2 separate regions of the Homo sapiens genome follow, and region 2 is linked to region 1. The links are chromatin loops, found by intact Hi-C in ENCODE. Cell type or tissue: ovary. All regions are shown on one strand.

Region 1 (8,000 bases):
TTTTTAATTTTTTTTAATAGAGACTGGGTTTCCCTGTGTTGTCTAGGCTAGTCTTGAACTCCTGCACTCAAGCAATCCTCCTGCCTTGGCCTCCCAAAGTGCTTGGATTACAGGCATGAGCAACCATGCCCAGTCCAACTTGCTCTTTTTATTTCACATTGAATGTGGAGATTGTTATGATCTGATTGTTTATTTACTCTCAAAATTCATATGTTGAAATCTTAACCCCTAAGGTGATGGTTCAGGGTGTGGGGCCTTGGGAGGTAAACTGAGGGCAGAACTCTTATGACTGGGATTAGTGCCCTTATAAAAGAGCCAGCTATTTCCTTCCACCACGTGAGTACACAGCAAGAAGCTGCCATCTATGAACCAGAGAGGGAGCCCTCACCTGACACTAAATCTTCTAGTCCCTTAATCTTGGATTTCACAGCCTCCAGAAGGAGAACTGTTGGGCCAAAGGGTAATTTGTAATTTTTACAGATGATGTCAAATTGCTTTCCATGAAAGTTGCACTATTTAACTCTTACCCCTTGTTATGATTTGAATGTCCCCTCCAGAACTTATGTTGACATTTAATTGCCATTGAGGCAGTATTAAGATGTGACTAAGTTATGAGGGCAAAGCCCTCATGAGTTAACGCCATAACCATGGGAGTGGGTTAGTTGTTGCGTGAGTGAGTTAGTTACTCCATTTTTCAGACTCAATTTTTTGAAAATGTCTGTATCTCTGTCTCTAGGGTACACCTCCTTGCCATGTGTTACCTTCTGTCATGTTATGATGCAGCAAGAAGGCCCTAATCAGTGGTAGTCCCTCAGTCCTGGACTTCTCAGCCTCCAGAACTGTGAGCCAAATAAATATCTTTTCTTCATAAATTACACAATCTGTGGTATTCTGTTGCAGCAACAAAAAATGCTCTAAGAAACCTTCAATTGCTGGTCCTCAGTGATAATTCTCATTATTGATATAAAAGTTGATTTTAAAAGATCTTCACCAACAGCATGTTATTAAACTTTTTGGTAACTTGCCAATCTTGTAGGTTGAAAAAACCTTGCCATCGTTTTAATTAGCATTTCTCTTTAATTTCCCTCTTCCCTATGAGTGAGGTTGAACATCTCTTCATTGGTTTAACCCATTTATGCCTGAGGTTGCAATTTTTTGAATTTTTGCAATCAGACCTTAGCAATGACCTTGAGCAGTAGGATATAAATAACTCCCACATGCTTAGCGTTCCAATAATGGAAAACTAGAGATAAATGGATTTTAAGACTCATTTGTATTTTCTTTGCTGGGAAGTTTGTTCTTATCCTTTCCTCATTTTTCTATTAGGTTTTTCTTTTTACTGTATTTGTTAGAGCTTTTTCTGTGTTAAAAAATTTAGCGAAAGTTATTGTTGCTGACAGTGGTTCACTAGGGTTAAGACCACTGGAAAAAATGGCATTAAATTATACTTTATGAACTTTAACATGTCATTTTACTGTTTCTAAAAATGAAAGTTATTTAGAAACATACCTATAATAACATTTATCTTCTTTAGTAATTGACAAATAGTGTTAATGTTGTTAGTGCTAGTACCTGAATATGCAGTTCACAGACATTGAGAGTTTGAGGAAAACTTAGATTATCTAATTCTACTCTCCCAGTTTGTAGAGAAGAAATTAAGGGCAAGGAGACTTGGTCATTTGGCTGCAACTATCAAAAAGCCAGGCTCAAACTGGCTTCCAGAATAAGAAAATGGATTGGTTCACCTAAAAGGAAGCCCAGAGTCAGTGCAGGCTTTGGGGCTGGGAGATTCAATCAGCTCAACAACATTTTCAGAAGCTCATGTTATTTTCTACCAAAGGGCAGGTGCCAGGGGTTGTCAGTAACAATGGGGGCATCATGGCAGTAGCTACTGCTTCTTTATTCTCCTCCAACAGGGGAGAGAGAATGCTGCTTCTGTAAAGCCTCTTGGAAGAATGACTACAAACCTTAGTCTTTACTAAAAGTCATTTAGTCATTTACTAAAAGTCATTTAGTAAAGTCATTGGTCTTTACTAAATCACATGACCCCTCCCCTGAGCCAATCATTGGGAAGGGGATGGCTCACCCTTAGACCAATCAGGATCACACCTATGGCTGGGGGTCAGGCCAGCTTCCAGTGTGTCACATGGGGTATTAAGGAGGGTCTAGGCACCTAAACAAAATCAGAAATCTGGGATATGTGAATATCATGTAGAATGGCAGCACTTAACCTCACATCGTTATTTTGACTTATAACATGTACAAAATAAAATAGATTCCCACTTGAAATCTGTATCAATCAATATTCTCCATAGAAACCAAACCAATAGGACACACACACACACACACACACACACACACACACAGAGAGAGAGAGAGAGAGAGAGAGAGAGAGAGAGAATTATTTTAAAGAATTGGCTCACACCATTGTGGGAGCTGGCAAACCTGAAATCTCTCCCTTTCTCTCTCTCTCTCTCTCTCTCTCTCTCTCTCTCTCTCTCTCTCCCCCCCCTTCCTCCCCTCCCTCCCTCCCTTCCTCCCTTCCTTCCTTTCTTCCTTCCTTCTTACCAAGTCTCGCTCTGTCTCCCAGGCTGGAGTGCAGTGGCGCCATCTCGGCTCACTGCAACCTCCGCCTCCTGGGTTCAAGTGATTCTCCTGCCTCAGCCTCCTGAGTAGCTGGGATTACAGCAGTGTGCCACCATGCCAAGCTAAAATCTGAAATCTTACAGCAGACCAGCACTCAAACTCAGGGAAGAGCTGATGTTGCAAGTCTTGAGGCAGAATTCCTCCTTCTTTGATAAGCCTCAGTCTTCGCTGTTAAGGCCTTCACCTGATTGGAAAAGGCCCACCCATATGATTGAGGGTAATCTCCTTTACTCAAAATCAACTGTAAATGTTAATCACATCTACAAAATACTTTCACAGCAACATCTAGTCTAGTGTGTGGCCAAACAACAAGGCATTATAGCCTAGCCAAGTTGACATATAAGATTAACTATCACATAATCTTTGTCCTCCAATCTTAATTTCCTTAATGTTTCTAACCTCCTACTTCCTTAAAATGGGTGGCTGTGGTGTGATTTCAGAAATGTAAACCTTAGCATGAGGGTGGAAACCACTATAGAAAACACAGAAATCATCGTTTTTCATACTAGTCCAAAGGATCCATACAGATGTCTCCAGACAGATTCAGCTCAATTTTCCAGATGTGAACACTTATACTGTTTCAGATTTAATCCATGGTGTTCTGCTGTGGGAAGGGGGGACTGGAAAGATGTTTTCTTTAGCATCTGCAATATAAGACAGAATGCAGTCCATGTCCCCACAAGTATCCCAAACAATGGGTCCAGGCTCAATCACTAAAGGGAAAAATTAGGGTTAGAAACCTTTACGTATGGTCTGTCTGAGCCAGCCTCTGGCTGACAAACCACTCATCCAATGATGGTAGTCCACTTGTTTGACAGCACTATGAATACATACAGTATGTTCTGGGCAGGTGGTTTGACAAATATTCCAGGGCAATTTATAAGATTTTAGCTCAAGCATCCTTCAGACTGTTTAAGGCCTGTTTTGGGTATTAGTGTGTACTTAGCAGATTATTAAAAAAAAAAAACTTTCATAACGTGAAATTCCTTTTTCTTCATAGGGATAATTTTAACCTGCTGGTAGTTTTCGTTTTTATGTGCTGTGATAGTGCTTGTTTATCTCAAAGTTTGTGTAAGGTTAGGCTGTTTCTACCCCAAAAGCCACTTCATTCCCTTGGCTAAAGCAAAGTCATGGGAATCAGTTACCCTTAGGGGGCAAAAACATACAAGCAAGTCTCCCATTAATGTTGAGGGGGAGTTTTGGGTACTAGCTGTCAGAGTTTCACCCTGCCTTATCTTAAAGTCTTCTTTCTAACTCATTGAAGACAAATAACACAGGGTGTTGGTGGGTGTGTGTGTTTATATGAGGGTGTGGGGAGAACACACGGACTTTGGGGAGCAGCCAATTTGGTGCAATTTGGGAATGATTGCCTTGTACAGAGCCAGCCTGAATAGTTTCCTTCCTCTGCGTATTTTAATAATTGTCAAGGCAAAAATAAAAGTGGCTGCGTTCCCTCTTTGGTGATGTCTCCGATCTGGAAGCCCTGTTGCTCTCCTGGGTCCCTCAGCGCCACAACGGACGTCAGTGGGAAGGGACCCTGTGTCCTTCGATGTCAAAGAGTTTCATCCCTATTTTAAGCCTGGGGTGGGGGAGCCCCGCTGCCAGGGGCAGCCAGAGAACCGATTTCCCCCTCCCGATGAGTCTGAGCTCTGGCAAAGTCTTCCGACAGCGCTCCCGGGAGCTTCCTAGGGATTGCTGACCTGACAGTGTCCACCGTTGAGGGGAGAATAATTGTGAACATCTATGCTGGCTTGTTTTAAAAAGCTAAGCGGCTGGCAGCGGGGCGTGCCTGTGGCCCGTCTTGCAGGTTCCGCGGCTGTGCAGTGAGTGCGCTTCTGGGCTGCAGGAGTGGGGCAAGGACGCCCCTCGGCCAGGTGTGGCTGGAGGCTGGGGAGGAGGAGAGCGCCCTCTGGTGGCCGAAAGAGAGACTGCCTGCGGGGCCCGGGCACCGGGAGGCTGGGTTTTCTCTGCAAAGAGCCTTGTCCGCAGATGGAAGCAAAGCAAACCCAAACTCCTTTCGGCTGCTGTGCTACCCTTTCTTCCGTTTTCTCAGGAGGGAGGATGATGGGCGCTGGGGAAGGAAAAGAAGAGCTAAGGATCTTCCTGTTTCTCCCTGGGGGCGAGCTTTTGTGCTGACTGAGGGGGACGGCTTTCTTATTGCTGACCCAAAGGTCCTTCCTTCTCCAGTGTTTGCCTAGTGTTTGAGGGGCGCACTTTCCTTTCCCCAGTGTGTCTTTTTTTTTTGCATGATCCTGCAGTGGCCTTCATGGTGTTGCCCCATCCAACTTTAATTCGGGGCCTCAAAATTGGGAGTAGGGACATAAAATGTGTGTGTGTTTGTGTGTGTGTGTGTTTTAGAACAGGCTCGAACTGGACTCTACCACCCCCTCCCACTGTGACGACTTCCCAGTGGGGGAGCAAGTCCCTTGAAAACAGCCAGCCTTTTGTTTGGGGTATTAGAGCAATTTCATTTCAGTCCTGTTCATTATTCAGAAAATTTTTTTTTAAATATCATTTATTACACTCTTTGCTTTTATTTTTTTGAGGCAGAAACTCACTGTCGCCCAGGCTGAAGTTCAGTGGCAGGATCTCTGCTCACTGCAGCCTCCGCTTCCCGGGTTCAAACAATTCTCCTGCCTCAGCTTCCCAAGTAACTGAGACTACAGGTGTGCACCACCACGCCTGGGTAATTTTTGTATTTTTAGTAGAGAACGGGATTTCATTATGTTGGCCAGGCTACTCTTGAACTCCTGACCTCAGGTGACCCACCTGCCTCGGCCTCCAAAAGTGCTGGGATTACAGGCGTGAGTCACCACGCCCAGCCCCATTATTTAAAATTTTGTTTAAACTCCTTGCACAGCTTTTTTCCTCAGGTGAGGCTGGAGCCATGGACCTGGCTCTGTGTGTGTGTGTGTGTGTGTGTGTGTGTGTGTGTGAGACCCATGCCCTTCCCATATTGTCCTAGGCTGGTTTCTCCAAAATGCAAGTCACAAGCCATTGCTGGCTCATAATATCAATTTAGAAAGTCACAATCTTTATTTTTCTTTAAAGGAGTAGAATGGAATACAAATTACAAAGTACATTCCAAGTAATAGAGTATGATTTCCTCAAAAAGCTGTTTCAGGTGTGTGTGTATGTGTGTGTGTGTGTGTGTGAAAATAAATGTGATAATAGATGTCAGCTGCCTGGAATTGTGTGAATCGTGTCATAATGTAAAACATTTACTGTGGGTCATGCTTAGAGAAGTTTGAAAGTCATTGTTTTAGCCAGGGGTGGTGGACATGCACTTGTGGTCCCTGCTACTCAGGAGGCTGAGGCAGGAGGATCTCTTGAGCTCTGGAGATGGAGGCTGCAGTGAGCTGTGATTGTATCATTGCACTCCAGCCTGGGTGACAGAGCGAGACCTTGTCTTTAAAAGAAAAAAAAAGAAAGAAAGTCACTGTTGTAGATGTGGCTTCTTGTTTGAGCAAAGGAAGGTGGGGTGCAGGGGAAGGGGAAAGGAGAAGGGAGCAGAAAGAGGAATCTTGAGGGACCCTCTGCTGCAGATTAGTGAAGTATGTCTGCCCCAGCCTTACCCTGGCCACTTCTGGTCCTTCTGCGGTGATGGGCTCCACTGTAGTGGTGTTGCTGTCATAGCTGGTGTTTGTGGTTGTTTAGGAGCTGTGTTCAGTTTCAGCTTCACTGAGGAGCTACCACGTTTCCAAGACAACAGGAAAAAACATCCCACTAAATACCATGTTGCACAAACTTTTTATTGGAATGTCTACAATCTTCCATGTACCTTTTTCTTTAGTCATATAATATTGTATGTTCTTGGCTTCCATTTCTCCCCACTGCAATATTCCTGCCATCTGGGGTCTCTTTTCCTATCACCCTGCAACTTCCCAAAAGCTTCCTCTGAGCTGCTGAATGGGAACCGACCCAAGCCTCCTCTGGACCCCCCACATTTGGTCTCCTTGGCTATTACATGTTTTCTTTCATTTTTCCTCACAGTGAAATGAGTGGTTTATCTGTCTCCTCTACCAGACCGTATTTCCTAGAGGATGTGGGTCACAGTCCAGTTGTCCTTGCATGCTTTGTAGCACTTTCCATAGAGTAAGTGGTGAAAATGATCATAGCACATTGAATGGCAAAAAGGAACTTCTTAGTCATCTCTTAGGAAGCATTTTCTATAATTGTCTGGTTGCAATTCAGGATTATCATTGTGTGCCAACAGCTGCAGGCTCATTTTAAATGTTGATTCTACAAATCCTCTCAAATAACAATGCCTTATGTTGACTTAGATTTTATAAAATGTCCTAGGTCACATGGTTTTGTTTAAAACACTTCTTTTGTCTTTGAAACAGCCAAGTGAAGTTCGATGTGGTAGATGTTACTTTCATTTTTTAGATGAGGAACTGTTCAGAAAGTGTAAGTGACTTGCCCAAGGTTCCTTGGATAGTAAATCACAGCTTGTGTTCTGTTCCTCTCACCTCTTTGCACAGAGCTTTGACATTCTTCTGTCAAGTCACCTTGCAAGTCTCATGCTTTCTGGGTAAGTAAATGCCATCCATGTACTTGTCCCGGGTCTTCAGTGATAAGTTTTGGTCCTGTCCTCAGCTGCTGGTGCCTCACTGAGTATATGACACTAGGCAAGCCATTGACCTGTTTCCACATCTCAGATCTTTCATCCTGAAAATAAAGATGACAATAGTTGCAGGCTGCCTCGAATGGCGTGGTGAAGATTAATGAGATGATGCAGAGAAGTGCCCTGAGCTTCTGGGACAAAAGGCTTGGTAGAAGCACAAAGTCTAATTATAATTTTCTAACATTTTCAAAGAGCCCTCTGGAAAGGCTAGCTCTTGCTTCTAAATTTGGAGAGGATGCCTGCCTGGGACAGATTGTTTTCTCTCAACTGGCAGCCCCAGCAGCCTCCTGCTTATGCTGGCCTTGATGGTTCTGCTCTGATCCAGTGGCACTCAGTCTACCTGGATCCCATTAACAGTAGAAGGTACAGTCCCCAAAAGTGCCAGCCCCTGATCTTCCATGCCTTTTGGATGGAGCAAGGGTAACCCACTTTGGACAGGCATCAGATGGGGTTCAGTTATTCTTAGGGAATGTAGATATAGTCCCTGGTCTAAGGATGGGAATGTGACATAGATTAGGGAGAATATAAGAAGTCTGCTTGGACCTTCTAGGAAAAATTTTTCCTCCCTAATAAGAGGAAGTCACAGAAAATCTTCTAGCCCTATGCTCAGCTTCCTGCCCTTGAACACAGTTTGAGATCTGAACCTTGAAGCTGCTGATGCCATCTTACAAACCAATGGGGAAGCCAAGAGAATTCAGCAACATTGGCCCAACGCCATTGAGTCCCT
Region 2 (8,000 bases), 450 kb before region 1:
AAATTCTAGAAATCGTCTGTCAACATTTTAAAAGCTCCTCTCCTTGCTGATGAGAAGTAATATTCTTAAAGTTAGAAACCATACAATTAAATCCTGATTTGCCTGATACATGTTTGCTTATCATGTCCTATCTCTCATGCTATTGTGATTGGTTTTATTTTATTAAAAACTGCTCATAGCATAGCCAGGTGATCTATGTGAACATCAACAGTGATAAGCTGACAGTATGTACCCTGGATACATGATGAGAATGGCACTTTAGCTACACGGACTTCCTCCCCAGTGCTCATAAACCCAGTCTAATCATGAGAAAAACAGACAAATATCAATATAGGAACATTTGGCAAAATACCCAGTGAGTACTTTTCAAAACTACCAAGGTCATCAAAAACGAGAAAAGGCTGAGAAACTGTCAAAGCCAAGAGAAGCCTGTAGAGACATGACCACTGCATGGGGTGCGGCACCCTGGATGGGCCCTAAACATGCGGTGCGGCACCCTGGATGGGGCCCTAAACATGGGGTGCGGCACCCTGGATGGGGCCCTAAACATGATGTGCGGCACCCTGGATGGGGCCCTAAACATGGGGTGCGGCACCCTGGAAGGGGCCCTAAACATGAGTTGCGGCACCCTGGCTGGGCCCTAAACATGGGGTGCGGCACCCTGGAAGGGGCCCTAAACATGGGGTGCGGCATCGTCGATGGGGCCCTAAACATGGGGTGCGGCACTCTGGATGGGGCCCTAAACATGGGGTGCGGCACCCTGGATGGGGCCCTAAACATGGGGTGCGGCACCCTGGATGGGGCCCTAAACATGATGTGCGGCACCCTGGATGGGGCCCTAAACATGGGGTGCGGCACCCTGGAAGGGGCCCTAAACATGAGTTGCGGCACCCTGGCTGGGCCCTAAACATGGGGTGCGGCACCCTGGAAGGGGCCCTAAACATGGGGTGCGGCATCGTCGATGGGGCCCTAAACATGGGGTGCGGCACTCTGGATGGGCCCTAAACATGGGGTGCGGCACCCTGGATGGGGCCCTAAACATGATGTGCGGCACCCTGGATGGGGCCCTAAACATGGGGTGCGGCACCCTGGATGGGCCCTAAACATGGGGTGCGGCACCCTGAATGGGCCCTAATCATGGGGTGCGGCACTCTGGATGGGGCCCTAAACATGGGGTGCGGCACCCTGGATGGACCCTAAACATGGGGTGCGGCACCCTGGATGGACCCTAAACATGGGGTGCGGCACCCTGGATGGGGCCCTAAACATGAGATGCGGCACCCTGGATGGGGCCCTAAACATGGGGTGCGGCATCCTGGATGGGGCCCTGAAACAGAAAAGGACATCAGGTAAAAACTAAGGAAATCTGAATAAAGTATGGAATGTAGTTAATAAAATGTCAATATTTGTTCATTAAATGTGAAAACTGTGCCTTAGTAGTTTTTAGTAATTAGTAATCATTAGGTATTAATAATAAGAGAAACTGGGTGAGGGAGTGTGTTGGAACCCTCTGTATTAATTTTGCAAATTTTCTATAAAACTATTGTAAAATAACAAGATTATTTAAAATTGTAATTTTATGTTTTTAAAATTTTTACTCTATACACATAATTTTACATAAATGCATTAGAAGTGTAATAACAGAGAAGCAGAGGATTGAAGGGGTGGTTCACTGGTTTTTTTCTGTTTTCGTTATTTCTCCCTAGTTCTCTCTCTGCTCTTTCACTCCTGTAACTCCTCTCTGAGCCATGTTAGAGCCCAATGTGTATAACATTTTTCTTCCTGAATTACTTTCAATCAATTATTGTAGCTATTATTATTATTATTATTATTATTATTATTATTATTATTATTTTGAGACAGGGTCTCACTGTGTCGTGCAAGCTGTAGTGCAGTGGTACAATGATGGCTCACTGCTTCCTTGACTTCCTGGGTTCAAACAGCCCTCTTACCTCAGCCTCCTGAATAGCTGGAACCACGGGCTAATTTTTAAATATTTTGTTTTTGTAGAGACAGGGTCCTGCCATGCTGCCCAGGATGGTCTTGAATTCCTGGGCTCATGCAATCTGCCCCTTGGTCTCCCAAAGTATTGGGATCAGAGGCACGAGCCACTGTGCCCAGCCAATTATTATGTTCCACATAAATCTCACATGAGTGTGTAGTGGTCAGCTGTGCCTTTGCTCAGCATTTCCTCTTGAGATAACTGTGCCTGCATTGCTAACCTTCTGTTTCTGGCAGGAGCCAAAAATTTTTTATGACCCTTCTCACCACATTTGACTAGTTTAGGGGTGCACATCCAACCCACACAAGACCAGTCTAAGTTCTTTGCAAGATTTTCAAGCTGCAACTGAGAGAAAGTTTCTAACATGTGAAGTTTCAGAGCTGTTTTTGGCCAAGTTCAATTAAGTGAAATATTCTAGTAACCTCCCAGTAAGTAATCTTTTCAAAAAAAAAAAAAAAAAAAACACGGAGGGGGATTGAATTCACTGATCTCTCTAAGAACACGGTGGATTACGAGAAATCCGAAGCTCCACTTAAAATGTTTATTTTTGTTCCTGGTTTTTATCTTCTGCTAAGTTGGAATTTAGGGGGCAGAATGGTTCCATGAAAACTGATTCAGACTTTATCCCTCCGATTCACAGTGCTGCTTTCATGCCTAATACTACAAAATGTTCAAGTGCCCTGTTTTGGTATTATGTAGTAAAAACAGGAATTAAAAATCTTAGCTTTGCATAGCCTCAATCTCCAGGAACTGCAAAGAACTCTTACATGTTCATTCCTCCAAAACAAAATACAAATTTTCTCATAGGTGCTACTGGAGAAACAATAGCACAAATAATCCCAATGGAGAGCCTGCCATATGCCAAGCCCTGTGCCAGGGGCTTTACACTCATGATCTCACATAATTGAGTTATTGCAACCACTAGTGCTAGGCCAGACCTCAGCGAGCCTGGTCTGGGTTCCAGGCTGTCAAGAAGGATGTCTTAGGCTCTACTCAAGTTTGGTTTTTCTTCAGCAAAAGCAACAAACACTGGAAAGATAGTAACGAGAGAAAAATATATAGGTGGTTTTGCCCTCCCCTCAAAGGTCTCTCCAGCTCACCGTGCCTCCACCAAAGATTAGGGCTCTTAGAAGCCCGAGGAGAACGATTTGCCCAGTAGAGCAGAGGAACACAGAGCATGGACCCGCTGCCCTCAGTGCTCACAGCCATGGCAGCATTCCCAAACAACTTACATCACCGTAAGAGGCAGTGGTTGTGCTGCTCAGGAGGGCCAGCTTCACTAGGCCTTTACGTCCCTGCTTTGTCTGCACGATGGGGCCCTGGGCTGTTCCACCCATGCCCACTGAGGGGCTTTCATGTGGACAGGCCCGGCCATGGCCCATACAACACCAACCAAGGTAGATATCAGCCTTATTTTCCAGATAAGAAAACTGAAGTTCCAAGAGACTAAATGAATGTTCCAGAGTCCTCCCTTTGGCAAGTTGATTTGCTAGTCAACTCAGAGCTAATTTCAGTCTAAGTCTAAAGCGAAAACTTTTAATCACCAGACTCCCTTAGGGGTATACAACTGCTTCCTTGGGGATGCCAGAAAAATAGTCCACACAGACGATAACACTTGGAAACAAAATACATTTATCCTTTGCTTAGGTCACATGAGTGGAATTACATAGATGATGACAGCAGTAGCCTTAATGTGCAGGTCAGTGGCATGAGTTAAAGTAAGACATTGCATTAATCAGCAGATAATTCAATATCCTCTCCTAGTCAAGCAGAGTGGGGATACAAAGTATAAGACATCAGTCCTGCCCTTGAAGAGCTTGTGTTGTAATTGAGGAGGTAATAATAATGAAACTGGCAGATCATATTTACTGAGTGCTTCCTCTGCACCAGCTGGTTGACCTCAAATCCCTCACGTGTCCCAGGTCAAGGAAGACCAGCAATGAAAGTTATGGGCAGTTGAATGCTGAGTGGCCAGACATGATGGCAGGTTAACATACCAGTTAGCATCTGCTAAGATAAGGATTCTTTCAGGGCCTATGGCAGTAATATGCTCCTCCTGAAATGCAATGTCCTAACTAGCAGTTGACAAAAAAGAAGGGCATAATATGGCCATTGAGAACCAGTGGAATGAAACCAGCCCTGTGGACAGCTTTGTAGCCCCTAGTTTAGGATCTCTCCATAGTTTCCTTGCTCCATAAACAATTTGTTATGTAAGAAATTCAAGTACTAAAATATCCAGAGGAAAAACAACATAATCCACGGTTCACATGTGTTTTACTTGTGGCAAGCATTGCTAGTTACCTACCCAGTATCCACTCTCCTTTTTTACCATCAGAACCTTGATTTGTTTGTCAGAAATATGCCCAGAGCCAGGCAGGGTGGCATACACCTATAGTCCCAGCTACTCAGGAGGCTGAGGCAAGAGGATTGCTTAAGCCCAGGAGTTCAAGGACAGCCTGGGCAACATAGTGAGACCACATCTCTAAAAAAATCTTTAAAAAAAAAAGTATACTGGGATTTAAAAAACAACAACAACAATTAAAAAGAAAAAAAAAGAAAAAAAACTCATCTTCCCTTGCAATGATGCATGCCAATGCAGTGCAGCTCTTGCCAATTATGTACACACAGAAGTCTCTGGGTAGAGCTTCTGGAAACCTCAGTGGAGCTGATGTTCCTTCCTGCCTGTTGCCTTTTCCTCCTGTATCTGAAATGTAGGCATGCTGCTGGAGGTGGAGCAGTTTTGCAACCTAGGAATAATGCATTTGAAAATGAAACTACCTGGAAAGGAAGGCTTAGCTGGAAGATGGATGATGACTGAGTCCATGGTAGAATCCCTTAGCTGCTCACCATACCACCCTAGAAAAGCTCACCTCCAGCTTCTGGATACATGAGAAAAGTAAAGCCTTTTTTGGTTAAGCACTCTAAATCTGATTATGTTCCTGACATACTTGATGAAATTAGAAATATAAGTACTTGTTAAAAATAGGTTTTCAAACACCGCATGTTCTCACTCATAGGTGGGAATCGAACAATGAGAACACTTGGACACAGGATGGGGAACATCACACACCGGGGCCTGTTGTGGGGTGGGGGGAAGGGGGAGGGATAGCATTAGGAGATATACCTAATGTAAATGATGAGTTAATGGGTGCAGCACACCAACATGGCACATGTATACATATGTAACAAACCTGCAGGTTGTGCACATGTACCCTAGAACTTAAAGTACAATAAAAAAAAGATAAAAAAGTAATAAGTTAGGTTTCTTAAATAAGGCCTTCTGAAAAAACAAGATTGAACTGTCTGGTTTCCCAGGGGAACTCCACAGCTGCGGGAATTTAAACATTATGATATTGAGTTACAATGTTTTGTTCAGAGATGGCCATAATCAAGGCATTGGTTCAAGGTCTTAGTTGAACTTTACATATAACTATACAAAAATCAGTAGATTAATTTGCCATTGCTTTTCTTTGGGGTGCATTTTTGTATCAGTTCGTTCTCATTCTGCTAATAAAGACATACCCAAGACTGGGTAATTTACAAAAGGAGAGAGATTTAATGGACTTACAGTTCCACATGGCTGGGGAGGCCTCACAATCATGGTGGAAGGTGAATGAGGAGCAAAGTCATGTCTCACATGGTGGCAGGCAAAAAAAGCATGTGCAGGGGAGCTCCCCTTTATAAAACCATCAGATCTCATGAGATTTATTCACTATCATGAGAACAGCACAGGAGAAACCCACCCCCATGGTTTAATTACCTCCCACAAGGTCCCTCCCATGACAAGTGGGGATTATTACAATTCAAGGTGGTTTGGGTGGGGACACAGAGCCAAACCATAGCATTCTCCCCCGGCCCCTCCCAAATCTTATGTCCTCACATTTCAAAACCAATCATGCCATCCCAACAGTCCCCCAAAGTCTTAATTCATTTCAGTATTAACTCAGAAGTCCACAGTCCAAAGTCTCATCTGAGACAAGGCAAGTCCCCTTCCTTTACATGAGCCTGTAAAATCAAAATTACTTCCTAAATACAGTAGGGGTACAGATATTGGGTAAATACACCTGTTTCAAATGGGAGAAGTTGGCCAAAACGAAGGAGCTACAGGCCCCATGCAAGTCCAGAATCCAAGAAGGCAGCAATTAAATCTTAAAGCTTCAAAATAATCTCCTTTGACTCCATGTCTCACATCCAGGTCACACTGATGCAAGAGTTAGGCTCCCACGGCCTTGGGCAGCTCCACCCCTGTGGTTTTGCAGGGTACAGCCCCAGTCCTGTCTGCTTTCATGGGCTGGCATTGAGTGTCTGTGGCTTTTTCAGGTGCACGGTGCAAGCTGTTGGTGGATCTACCATTCTGGGGTCTGGAGGACAGTGGCCTCTTACAGCTCCACTAGGCAGTACACCAGTGGAGACTCTGTGTGGGAGCTCCAACACAGGAGGCTGAGGCAAGAGGATTGCTTAAGTCCAGGAGTTCAAGGACAGCCTGGGCAACATAGTGAGACCACGTCTCACTTATTAGATTCAGAAAACAGAACAAAACAAGGAACACATTGGCTTTCTAGCCATTCACCAATGGGTTGTATGGTTTTAAAATGTTTGCTATTTTATCTATTGGTCCTCAAAGCTAGAGCCCTGCCTCTTTCAAGACTTTACCAGGTTATAAGGGAAACACAAAGGCATATTCAACCTAATTCTTGCCCTCAAGAAACTGATAATGCAGTTTAGGAGGCAGAATTTATGCACTCTAGAATCACACAGACCCATCTGGGCTCTGCTTCTTATTAGTTGTGTGACCTTAGACAAACCCCTCTGAGTCTCAACTGATTCATCTGTAATACTGTGATAATACTGCCTGCCCCATGACATGTTTATTGGTCTCAATGCACTTATGACTTAGATTAGATTGAAACATTAAATTGTATTAAATTTGTTTACAGGCTTCACCTCTGAATAAGAACATTAGCTTCTTAGTGCACTGCATACTTAAAGTATGGGTATAGATGATACAGCTGGTGAATAAAGGCAGCATGTGATATTTGCCTTACGAGCAATACGTGCAACAAGTACTCAGAGACTCCGAGAGAGAAAGCTCAGGAAAACTGATGTGCCAAGAAGGCCAGCAATTGAGAAGGGGCTTGAGGGAAGAGTTCAAATAAGCATAGTTCTACAATGAAATACAGAACTCAATTTATATTCAGAAGTAAAAGATTTAATTCCATTGATCACATGTTTGTAGGCATTCGTGCTTAATGAACCATCAGCATGTGTAAGGCACTGAACTAAACACTTTAGAAGAAGTAACAGATATAATCTACTATCAGTCACGTTTATCAAAGGAAACTAAGATTCAGGTTAACTCACCCAAGTCAAACAGCCAGGAAGTGGTGCAGTTTTTTTATTTCATACAGTTCAGTATGAGGCAGCCTCTTATCGGTATGCTTTCCTCTCAATCCAACTTTACAAATCCAGTGATTTTATGTAGACAAGCCATACTGTGGAGGTGTTATTTTGATTGTCAGCGTTCTACCTTCTTATTTGCGTGGATTTCTATTAAAGGGGTCTTGGGGGGATGCAGTGCTCTGCCTCCCACTATAGAAGCTGAAGGTGGCCCCATATAGTGGTTCTTAGCAGCCCAGCTGGGGCAGACACTAGCTATGGCATCCAAGGAAACTGCAATGATGTTCCTTGCAGGTCCCCTTGGCTGCGTCCTCTGTGGCCCAGCTTCCCTTGGTCCCCAACCATTTGTTAAGCCTGCCTAGTTACTCTACAAGCCATTTGTATCCTAAAAACTTTTGTCTGCATCTCTGTTACTTGTGACCAAAACCTTTAATTGATATGCATACATTGAATGTGTTTGTATCTCTTCAGCATTTAGTGTGATTTCTCACTGTGGCTTTTAACAAAATTTTCATGAACTCTTGTGTAGTCCTTACAATGTGCCAGACGCTGTTTTAAATGCTTTACAAATACTAACCTCTTTAATTCTTATAAGAACCCT

The links. A loop is a pair of places that touch in the nucleus more often than their neighbours do. Peaks named below come from ENCODE experiments on the same cell type or tissue, not always from the same donor. Only the 100,000 strongest peaks of a DNase experiment are listed, where the experiment ranks them.
Region 2: it touches region 1 in a loop (4-fold over the local background); 2 of 110 quality-filtered maps call a loop at or near these places.

Annotation. Positions count from the first base shown.
Region 1 is chr18:61,578,587-61,586,586 of GRCh38, reverse strand. LOC124904314 (a long non-coding RNA gene) reads left to right here. Exons shown (of 7, transcript XR_007066395.1): 5 at 737-841; 6 at 7,131-7,180. Among named protein-coding and RNA genes, the nearest start is that of LINC01544, 170 kb to the left of the region's middle. In ovary, CTCF peaks have their summits at 4,339 and 4,540 (motif pointing left); a DNase peak (open chromatin) is centred at 4,446; H3K4me3 peaks cover 896 bases; H3K27ac peaks cover 636 bases.
Region 2 is chr18:62,032,774-62,040,773 of GRCh38, reverse strand. It overlaps a transcript of PIGN not described here. Among named protein-coding and RNA genes, the nearest start is that of RNF152, 140 kb to the right of the region's middle. In ovary, no CTCF peak of the experiment used is centred here; a DNase peak (open chromatin) is centred at 3,224.